2 separate regions of the Homo sapiens genome follow, and region 2 is linked to region 1. Evidence: read pairs that join two places in POLR2A ChIA-PET (ENCODE). Cell type or tissue: PC-9. All regions are shown on one strand. Each heading gives the region's core, and the rest is flanking DNA. Links, peaks and the distances in the headings are about the cores only. Region 1 has its middle 99 kb from the start of RREB1. Region 2 overlaps LOC105374903 (a long non-coding RNA gene).

Region 1 (5,377 bases), core at 146-5,145:
CGGGAGGCTGAGGCAGGAGAATCGCTTGAACCCAGGAGATGGAGGTTTCAATGAGCTGAAATTGTGCCACTGCACTCCAGCCTGGGAGAAGAGTAAGACTCCATCTCAAAAAAAAAAAAAAGGCAGGGAAAATTAAATAACCACGCTGGCTTTGTCTAGATGCTTTCCCTTCCAGCTCCCACCAGCCCTGCCTTGATGCCATTTTCCTATCTGTGCAGCGACATGATGAGTGTTCCAAGGTCATGCTAAACAGTGACCTCTGGACTCATCTCAGATGCATGCAGAGACTCTTATTTAGAAAGAAATAAGTCTCATTATTTCCTTTTAATAAGTTCCTTTACATTTTATACTAAGTGTTTTTTTTAAAAGGAAATTCCAAATCTAAATTCAGTGCTTGAGGGGTACAAACATGCTTGCTTAGACCTTTTTATCATAATCACGAGAATGAGAAAGGAGGAGAGCATTCCATCACCCACACATTTTCTGTATCAGACCACATCTGTTACATTTAAGTGAGTAGCGATACTTGGCAAATATGTCATGCACCTTCCTGTTTCATGACCTACAATTTTAAAAAATGATCTGGGCCAGGCACTATGGCTCATGCCTATAATCCCAGCACTTTGGGAGGCTTAGGCAGGAGGATCACTTGAAGCCAGGAGTTTGAGACCAGCCTGGGCAACACAGACCACCAAGTCTACAAAAAATTAAAAATAAAAAAATTATCCAGGTGTGATGGTACGTGCCTGAGGTCCCAGCTACTTGGGAGGCTGAGGTAGGAGGATTGCTTGAGCCTAGAAGTTCAATGCTACACAAGAGCTATGATCACGCCACTGCACTCCAGCCTGGGAAACACAGTGAAACCCTGTCTTGACCGGGCATAGCGGCTCAAACCTGTAATCTTAACACTTTGGGAGGCTGAGGCAGGAGGATGGCTTGGAGCCCAGGATTTTGAGGCCAGCCTAGGCAACATAGCAAGACCGTTTTTGCAAAAAAAAAAAAAAAAAAATCAAAACATTAGTCAGGCATGGTGGCATAGGCCTGTGGTCCCAGCTTCTTGGGAGGCTGAAGTGGGAGGACCACTTGAGCCCAGAGGTTGAGGCTGGAATGAGTCACGATTGCACCACTGCACTCCAGCCTTGGCAACAGAGTGAGACCTTGTCTCAAAAGAAAAGAAAGAAAAAGAAAAAGAAACCCTATCTCTCAAAAAAAAATAAAAAGTAGCCAGGTGTGGTGGCTCATGCCTGAAATCCCAGAACTTTGGGAGGCTGAGGCAGGAGGATCACTTGAGGTCAGGAGTTCGAGACCAGCCTGGCCAATATGGTGAAACCCTGTGTCTACTAAAAATACAAAAATTAGCTGAGTGTGGTGGCATGTGCCTGTAATCCCAGCTACTCAGGAGGTTGAGGCAGGAGAATCACTTGAACCCAGGAGGCAGAGGCTGCAGTGAGCGGAAATTACGCCACTGCACTCCAGCCAGGGCAACAGAGTGAGACTCCATCTCAAAAAAAATAAAATAAATAAAAATAAAAAGTAGAATCATACAATGTTTGTCTTTTTGTGACTGGCTTACTTCACTTAGTATAATGTCTCCAAGCTTCATTGATGTAGTATGTAGCAAGATTTCTTTCCTTTTTAAGGCTGAATAATAGTCCGTGTAGGTATACACCATATTTTGTTTATTCATTCATCCATGAGTAGACACTTGGGTTGCTTCCACCTGTCGACTATTGTGAATAATGCTACTGTGAACCTGGGTGTACAAAAATTCAATACAAATTTTAAGAATTGGTGAGCCATATGTGTCTAGGAAAATAAAGCAGATGACCTCTATCTCACTGGTACCAGGAAATCACTTATTTCATGGAATCAGAAAATGTTAGAGCAGGAAACAATTATTAAATCATCATCTATATTTATTTATAGATGAGGAAACAGACATGAAGAGACTTAACTAGGATGGTTTGTAAAATGTTCAGTTCCTACGTTTGGGGAGAAGGAGCTGTTGAAAAGAACCCCTCTCCCAGGCAAAATTTTCTACCCAACTTGTCATGCCACATACCTCAAATTCCCTACATCACAGATTTATTTACTTCGATGAAGGCACTGGTAATTTTACCAGGAATCTCCTAGTAAAATAAAAATAGCTCCAAGGGAAAGCCATTGTTGACCCACAACCCTTTGTCTTGAAAGACTGGTTTTCCATGAAACAATAAGCTTAGAGTGGCGCTCTTAGGGAATAGAGCCTGCCCAGGGGAACTCAAAGAGGAGGTGGAGTCTCCAGGAATTGTCAGCATAGACAAGCCACAAGGAAACAATCGCCTCTTGAAAAGCTCCAGGCATCCAGGGGTAGTCAATCCCCAGAAAAGTCAAGCTAGAGAAGGCCAAAGACCAACTCAGGCAGCATTACAATGCTGGCTAGCTCTTTACGCCATGTTGGGCTTCATGTCAAAATATAAGACTTCGCCATCAGTGCTCTGGGGCCAGGACTCAGTTCAGGATGTTCGTGGCATATTTCACCAGGCTTTCTCAGTCACATGAGCAAAGACTCTTTTTTTCATTAGCAAGAATGGAAAATGCCCAAATGCATCACCAACTGAGGAAATCATTTTGTTTCAACAGATTTCAATCTCTCTGGCACCAAAACGTGTTTCATGATGGAGCTGAGGGAATTCTGTCAGCAAAATGCAGTGTTCTAAGACCAAGAGAACTCCATTATAACACAGCTCGTTAGCACAAGGATCTGAACATTCCTCGGGTCAGAGACTGCTCTCTATAAACACAGCAACCAAGTTCGATTCTTCAGTAGAGTGTTATTTCTACCTCCAATTCCAAAGCTATGAAGTGGTTCCTTCTTATGCCTGCAGAAGAACAACAAGATTTGAAAAGAGAATTATGGTAGACCAAGGAAAGCATGCACCTACAAATATGTTTGACAATATCCACAAATGATGGATAGAGCCTTTTGCAATCCCAACATCAAGGCGGATGAGACCAGAAAACCTGCTATTTGTTAAAAAATCATAAAACAACATCTAATTGGCCAATAAGAAATGAGATTTACTGTTCTATCTGCAGGTGAGTCAAGAGAATGTAGAAACTGGGTAATTAAAACAAAGTCAGGCCAGGTGTGGTGGCTCATGCCTGTAATCCTAGCACTTTGCAAGGCGGAGGCAGGCGGATCACTTGAGGTCAGGAGCTCCAGACCAGCCTGGCCAACATGGTGAAGCCCTATCCCTGCTAAAAATACAAAAATTAGCTGGAAATCGCTGGAACCTGGGAGGCAGAGGTTGCAGTGAGCTGAGATCGTGCCACTGCACTCCAGCCTGGGCAACAGAGCAAGATGCTGTCTAAAAAAAAATAAATAAATAAATAAAATGAAACAAAGTCAGAGGTGCGGCTTGGTGGCTCACACCTGTAATCCAGCACTTTGGGAGGCCGAGGCGGGAGGATTGCTTGAGCCCAGGAGTTCGAGACCAGCCTGGGCAACATCATGAGACCCCATCTCTACAAAAAATACACACACACACATACACACAATTAGCCAGGCATGGTGGCCTGTGGCTGCGGTCCCAGCTACTAGGGAAGCTGAGTTGGGAGGATGGTTTGAGCAGGGAAGGAGGAGGTTTCAGTGAGCTGAGATTGTACCACTGCATCCCAGTCTGAGCAACAGAGCCAGACCTTAAGAAAAGAAAAGAAAAAAATAAGAGAAGAGAAGAGAAGAGAGAGGGAGAGAGGGAGGGAGGGAGGCAGGGAGGCAGGAAGAAGGGAAGAAAGGAAGGAAGAAAGGAAAGAAAAGAAACCTGGCTGGGCACGGTGACTCACAGCTGTAATCCTAGCATGCCACTTCAGCTCAGGAGTTTAAGACCAGCCTGGGCAACATAGTGAAAGCTCATCTCTACAAAAAGGTTTTTATACAATTAAAAAAAAAAGCCAGATACCACAGTAATTAAGACAGTTTACACACATTAGCTGTATAGTTTACTAAACTAGGAATCAACCATACTCTGGGGAGAACCCAGAAAACAGTATTTCTGGGGCCCTGCCATTGTGATACCTATAGTATGTGATAAGTAAAGTCCACAATAACAAAATATAGTAAGTTCACAACAATTTAATCTAAATAATAAAAATTAAATTGTAGCATTACTCCAATTCCCGTGGTAGTAATATTCGGCTTACTTCACTGACAAGGTAATTGTTAATTGAGCCAACATCTGCTTTATCCTCTCCCATGTCCCAGTAGGCCAAGCTCATATGACCTATTCCAATCTTCCCCAGAGGCCTTCCTATCTTGTGTCTCAGCAGCCTAAGGAAGCATACTGGACTGTATTAAGCTAGCCCCTAACCAACAGAGCCCACGCTGCAATCTTTTTTTATGGATCTTACCACGGAGTGGACAGCCCCCAGAACTGGGTTGGGATTGTCAGAGACACCACTAAAGGCTGTCCTCTCCAGCACTTGTAAGCTTGGTTTCATTTTTCCATTAAAAAAAAAAAAAAGGAACATATGGCTAGGCACAGTGGCTCACGCCTGTAATCCCAACACTTTGGGAGGTCGGTGGATGGATCACCTGACGTCAGGAGTTCGAGACCAGCCTGGACAACATGACGAAACCCCATCTCTACTAAAAGTACAAAAATTAGCTGGGCATGATGGTGGGCGCCTGTAATCCCTGCTACTTGGGAGGCTGAGGCAGGAGAATCGCTTGAATCCGGGAGGTAGAGGTTGCAGTGAGCTGAGGTTGGGCCATTGCACTCCAGCCTGGGTGACAAGAGTGAGACTCTTATCTCAAAAAAAAAATAAAAAAGTATATACACAAAACACATTATATTAGTACGTCCCTGCTATAATGACTATAGAGGGAGGCACGGAATATTCCTTTGATCAGTTTGGTTTATATTTTTCCAGCACTTTTCCCAAGCATTTATATATATGGCTTATAACCTGTTTTGCAACTAGAGTTTTTGTTTAACAAATATGGCTCAGATCCTAGGTCTTCTGCAGGTTTCCTAGAGGCTTTTTAGCAGGGACATGAGAGAAGGTTTGGCCTCTACAGTGCCCCCTCAGAAACTGTCCCTTCAACCTGTTCTCTCTGTCAAGCCTCTCGCACTTGAAGGAAAGTCGCATCAAAGCAAAGGGGCTGCCTGTCTCTACAACATGCTCTGGCAGGAGGGCTGGGCTCCAGCCAAGCCAGAAACCACACTGAAAACCAGAGATCCAAATAAAGGTAGCAAATGAGAGAAGGTAGCACATCTAGGAGGCCATAGGGTAGATCGAGCAGGAGGCCAGGACCAAGGGCTCAGCACCAAGAGCAGGAGGAAGACAGACACAGGCAGGGGTATCACGGGTATGATGCATGGGCTGGTCTGCCAGA
Region 2 (5,377 bases), core at 217-5,216, 130 kb before region 1:
ACAAATGAACAGATGGTATTCAAACTTAGGCTTCTTTAGAAACTGAGAAAGACAACCTCTAAGCAGAGAAGGCTACTCTTTCTCTAGGTACTGATTAGTGCTTACTGCTATGAAGTTTATGTTTCTACACAATCTAAGAACTCATAACCAGAACAGGGAAGTTATTGAGAACACAGAGCAAACCCCAGCGACCCATTTTTCTAGACACAGTTCATTCCTCAACCCCATGCCTTACAGCAGATTGTCTGAAGAAAATACCTTGGCTGCCTATGCATAAACTGCATTTTGACTACTCTTAACATGGTTTCTTTTTGTGTTCTGGGACATTAATGGAAGTCATCAAATGAAAACAAAATAAGGGGAAACATATTTGGTAAAACCCTATAGTTTTGGAGAGGCAGAGTATGAGGAAAACTCTTTAGTATGGAGAGGCAGAGTATGAGGAAATGAAAGTGTAAATGGTTTGCCAAGAGGTGCAGTGACTCACGCCTGTAATCCCAGCACTTTGGGAGGCCAAGGTGGGTGGATCACTTGAGGTCAGGAGTTCGAGATCAGCCTGGCCAACATGGTGAAACCTCGTCTCTACTAAAAACACAAAAATTAGCTTGGCACGGTGACAGGCGCATGTAATCCCAACAACTGGGAAGGCTGAGGTAGAAGAATCGCTTGAACCCAGGAGGCAGAGGTTGCAGTGAGCCAAGATTGTGCCACTGCACTCCAGCCTGGGCAATAGTGTGAAAGTCTGTTTTAAGAAAAAGAAAATGTGGATGGTGCCTACATGATGATCGTCGCTAACATGTATCAAATCTTTGCTATGTATAGACCACTGTTCTATGTCTTTAAATAAATATATTCTCTCATTTAATCTGCTCCTCCAAAAACAAAAAACAAAAAAACAAAAAAACCCAGCCAAACAAAAACTACACAGTTGTTACTATTATTATTCCCAGTTTCTCAGTTTGGAAACTGAAGCACAGAAATGTTAAGAAACTTGTCTAAAGACACACAGCACTTAGCAAGTAGTGGAGTTTGGATTTGAAGCCAAGCAATGCTGTTTCTTCTCGTGTGTGTGTGTGTGTGTGTGTGTGTGTGTGTGTGTGTGTATTTACTTTCCATGGTACATTAGGTAGAAATGGGTTCATTTGTAAGTTTCAGAAAAACCCAAAAATAACTATAGCTTGTCAGAAATGCAAGTTTGTAGCCAGGCACAGTGGCTCACGCTTGTAATCCCAGCACTTTGGGAGGCCAAGGTGGGCAGATCACAAGGTCAGAAGTTTGAGACCAGCCTGGCCAACACAGTGAAACCCCGTCTCTACTAAAAATACAAAAATTAGTTGGGCATGGTGGTGTGCGCCTGTAGTCCTAGCTACTTGGGAGGCTGAAGCAGGAGAATTGCTTGAGCCTGGGAGGCAGAGGTTGCAGTGAGCTGAGATCGTGACACTGCACTCCTGCCTGGGTGACAGAGTGAGACTCCATCTCAAAAAAAAAAAAATAAAAATAAAAAGAAATGCAAGTTTATATAGCTTTCACATAAATAGTAACGGTCAGCAGTCCAGGGTTGCAATACTGGCCAAGATCGTCAGGAACCCAGGCTTCTTATCAACACAGAGCTTCTACCTCATGGCCCAAAATGGCTACTGAGCTCCAGCTACCACATCCACATTCTAGCCCGCAGCAAGTAGGAAAGAGAAATAAGGACACACCCCCTCTCTTTAATACTACTTCCCAGAAGTTGAACATGATACTTCTGCTTTTAGTCCATTAGCCGTAGCTTTCCCCTTGACCATGCCTAGATCCAAGTGAGACCGAGGAAAGAAGCCTTTGCCCTTGAAAGGTATGCTAAAATTGTGGGTTATCATTACTGATGAAGCAGTGAAGAACGGGTATTAAAGAGTAACTAGCACAGTCGGCCATACAGTAGTAGAGGAGATGCATTCACGGAACCCCAGTGTGAAAAGGCATTTTGAAGAACTCCAGTGCTTATCTGATGCTTAAGTCAATTCCACAGCATTCCTCCCTACCGATTGTCCTCCCCTCCCTACTAAAAAAAGAGAGAGGCTTGAAGCAACCCGTCTGATGTCTGGACATTGCTTCCATCAGTTGAGCTGATATCCAGTTGGTCCTATTTCATCCCCTTGAGGGCATTCACATTAACTCTCAAATCTAAGTTCTCTCAGACCTAAGAATTCAGAACTAATAATATTTGGAGACATTTATCAAGTCCCACCCCTAGACTCCTCTTCTCCAAATAACCACCCACTGTGCTCTCAAATACCCCTCCCTGTCATCCTCCCAGTGTGCTCACAGCTCTCTGAAGGTGTCCTACCTGGAATCCTGGGAGTGGGTTTACACAGAGGCAGCTTACAGCTCTCAGATAAGATGCATCTATTCACCTACATCTACAGTGGCTTCTCAGAGAGCTTTAAGACTTTTGACAGTTGCTTCACACTTTTAACTCAGAGTGTTTGACACCTACCAAAGCTACAAATCCCCCCAGTGGCCGTTTTTACTGTTGATTTGGGGCTCTGATGCAGAACCTGACATCTCCCTATCTTACCTTCTCCAGTTGATGAGGCCTCTTTATAGGCCTGAACCTATAAAGATAGTTGTAAATCCTGAGTCCATCCATCAACAAACCCTCTGTTCCTCCTACCTCCATCTGCAAGTTTGGTAATAACTCTATGACTTCATCCAGCAGAAGACTGTGAAGGGCAGGGTCACCCCTGAAATCCTCCCTCCGGGTGACATTGATTAATTAAGCAGCTGCTCTGTGGCAACAGTGAAAACTGGTTTGGATGTATGTTGCTGCCATAGTGACATCCAAGCAAGCAGCTAAGAACCCCGAGGCCTTAGCTGTTGGCAGCATTTTCTACCAGAGCTTTCCTTCCACAGGGAGAAGATTCCCAGAGCCCTTAGGAGCCAGGATCTGGCGGTTGGGAGATAGCAGTCATTCATGCATGCATGCATTCATTCATTCATTGTTCATTTGTTAAATATATATTGAGGTCTTCTAAAGCTAGATGTGCTATGTCCTGAGAATAAAGGTGAACAAGACACAGTGCCTCCCCTCAAGGAGCTTGTCAGTCTAATGGAGAGTAAAATTGCAGACAGAAGGACTCTGTGGAAAGCTCCAGACAGGTCATGTCACTCCTCTGCTCAATACTCTACAATGGCTCCCATGCTCCTCAGAGTAAAGGTCAAGGTCCTTCCCACAGCCCCGTGGGACCTGGCCACCCCATAGCATTTATCCATCCTCCTGCTCTTTTCCTCCTTTTCTCCTCTCTAGCCACACTGGCCTCATTTCTCCTGTCTTCAGGACTTTGTACCATACCTTTAGATGCCATGCCATACCATACCATACCATACCATACCATACCATACCATACCATACCATACCTCACCATACCATACCTCTAGACGCTCTTCCCCAAATAGCTAGATTGCTCACTCCCTCCCATCCTGCAAGTCTTTCCCCAAAAGAGGCCTTCTCAGGGAGGCCTTGTCTAGCCACCCCATCTAAAATGTCAACACCCCCAGTATTTCATATCCTCTTCCTGATTTATTTCTTCTTCTCAAGACATCTTCCTCTCTAATATTCTCTACCCTACCTCCTAATCTTGCTTAATTTCTATCTCTGCCCACCAGCATGCAAGCCTCCGAGAGCAGCAGGGAGCTTTGGATTATTTTGGTTTTGTTTTGTTTTTTTGTATTTAGAGCAATTAGTGACTAATACAATATATAGAAGAGGGGGGAAGAGAGGAAGGAAGGAAGGAAAGAAGGAAGGAAGCAAATGAAATTTTCAATATAACCTGGCACCATGGAAGCACACAGAAAAGCCTCCTAGCCCAGCCTTGGGAAGCCAACAGGCTTTCCTGAGAACTGTAGAATGAGTCAGAGTTGGCCAGGTAAGGAGCAGACAGAAAGGTAATTCCAGGAAGAGGAAGCAGCACACACCAATGGCCACACCTGCAGGGAGACCTAGGTGCCGTGGGAACTCGGTGGCTGGAAGCTGCATACAGCTGAACGTGGCACAGTGGCGAAAGGAGGGCGGGGGCTGAGTGGAAGAATCCTGCAGACCATGAGAAGGTGTTTAGAATCCATCAAGAGAGCAGAAGGAGGCAGCGGAGCAAGCAGCCAAGTGCCATAACCAGATTTTCCCTTTACAAAGGCCAGAGTGAGGAAAATAGATGGGAGGAGAACAAGACTGGAGGCATAGACATCAGTTAGGAAGATGTTTCACTCACTCCACTGAAAGACGCTAATGGATGAATTAGGGCAGGAGTCAGCAAATATTTTCTGTAAAGGGCCAGATAACAAATATCTGGGGCATCTTCGGCTCTGTCTTTTTAGCAAGAAAAGAAGCCATGGGCCGGAGCAGTGGCGTAGGCCTGTAATCCCAGCAATTTGGGAGGCTGTGGTGGGAGAATCACTTGAGCCCAGGAATTCGAGACCAGCCTGGGCAACAAAGCGAGGCCCCATCTCTACAAAAAAATTTGAAAACTAGCCAGATGTGGTAGTACATGCCTGTAGTCCCAGCTACTCAGGAGGCTGAGGTGGGAGGACAGCTTGAGCCCAGGAGTTCGAGGCTGCAGTGAGCTGTGGTTGTACCACTACACTCCAGCCTGGGCAACAGAGTGAGACCCTGTCTCAAAAAGAAAAGAAAACAATAAAGAAATCAGCCATGGGCTGGGCACCATGGCTCACGCCTGTAATCCCAACACCTTGGGAGGCTGTGGCAGGTGGGTCTCTTGAGCCCAGGAGTTTGAGACCAGCTTGGGAAACATGATGAGACACCATCTCTACAAAAAAACAAACAAACAAAAATTGCCAGGCATGGTGGCGCATGCCTGTAGTCCCACCTACTCAGGAAGCTGAAGTAGGAGGATCGCTTGGGACCTGGGAGATTGAGGCTACAGTGAGCCGAGATCGCACCACTGCATTCCAGTCTGGGTGACACAGAGACCCCATCTCAAAAAAGAAATCAGCCTTGGATGGTATACAAATGAATGAACATAGCCATGTTCCAATAAAACTTTATTTACAAACCAGTCAGCAGACAGATCAGGCCTAAGAGCCATAGTTTACTGACTCCTGAATTAGGGGGTAATAAAGAGAAATCCATGTATTGAAAGAATGTTTAAGAGCTACAACTAGTAGAGCTTAGTGATTAATTGGCTTTGGGAAGCAGTCAAGGAGGTACCAGTGGCTGAAACAATCAGCACCCATGCCCATGAGTAGAGGCTGACCGTGAGTCACTCGGAGAATCTCTGTATCTTCCTATTTCCAAGAAATCAGTGAAAAGTTGTGCAACTTTTTTAGTGTAATGTTAAAAAAAATTCTTCTATATGTGGGATAAAATTGTCACAATGCTTAAGAG

The links. ChIA-PET counts read pairs that join two places held together with the same protein. Peaks named below come from ENCODE experiments on the same cell type or tissue, not always from the same donor. Only the 100,000 strongest peaks of a DNase experiment are listed, where the experiment ranks them.
Region 2: POLR2A ChIA-PET joins it to region 1 with 5 read pairs; 1 of 35 experiments calls an interaction of 5 or more read pairs at or near these places.

What each region holds. Positions count from the first base shown.
Region 1 is chr6:7,006,493-7,011,869 of GRCh38, forward strand. No RefSeq gene overlaps it. Among named protein-coding and RNA genes, the nearest start is that of RREB1, 99 kb to the right of the region's middle. In PC-9, for the core only: no CTCF peak of the experiment used is centred there; a DNase peak (open chromatin) is centred at 2,149; H3K27ac peaks cover 1,397 bases.
Region 2 is chr6:6,879,253-6,884,629 of GRCh38, forward strand. The region is part of intron 1 of LOC105374903 (a long non-coding RNA gene); the gene reads right to left. Among named protein-coding and RNA genes, the nearest start is that of LINC03055, 3.7 kb to the right of the region's middle. In PC-9, for the core only: no CTCF peak of the experiment used is centred there; DNase peaks (open chromatin) are centred at 439, 2,759 and 3,959; H3K27ac peaks cover 2,611 bases.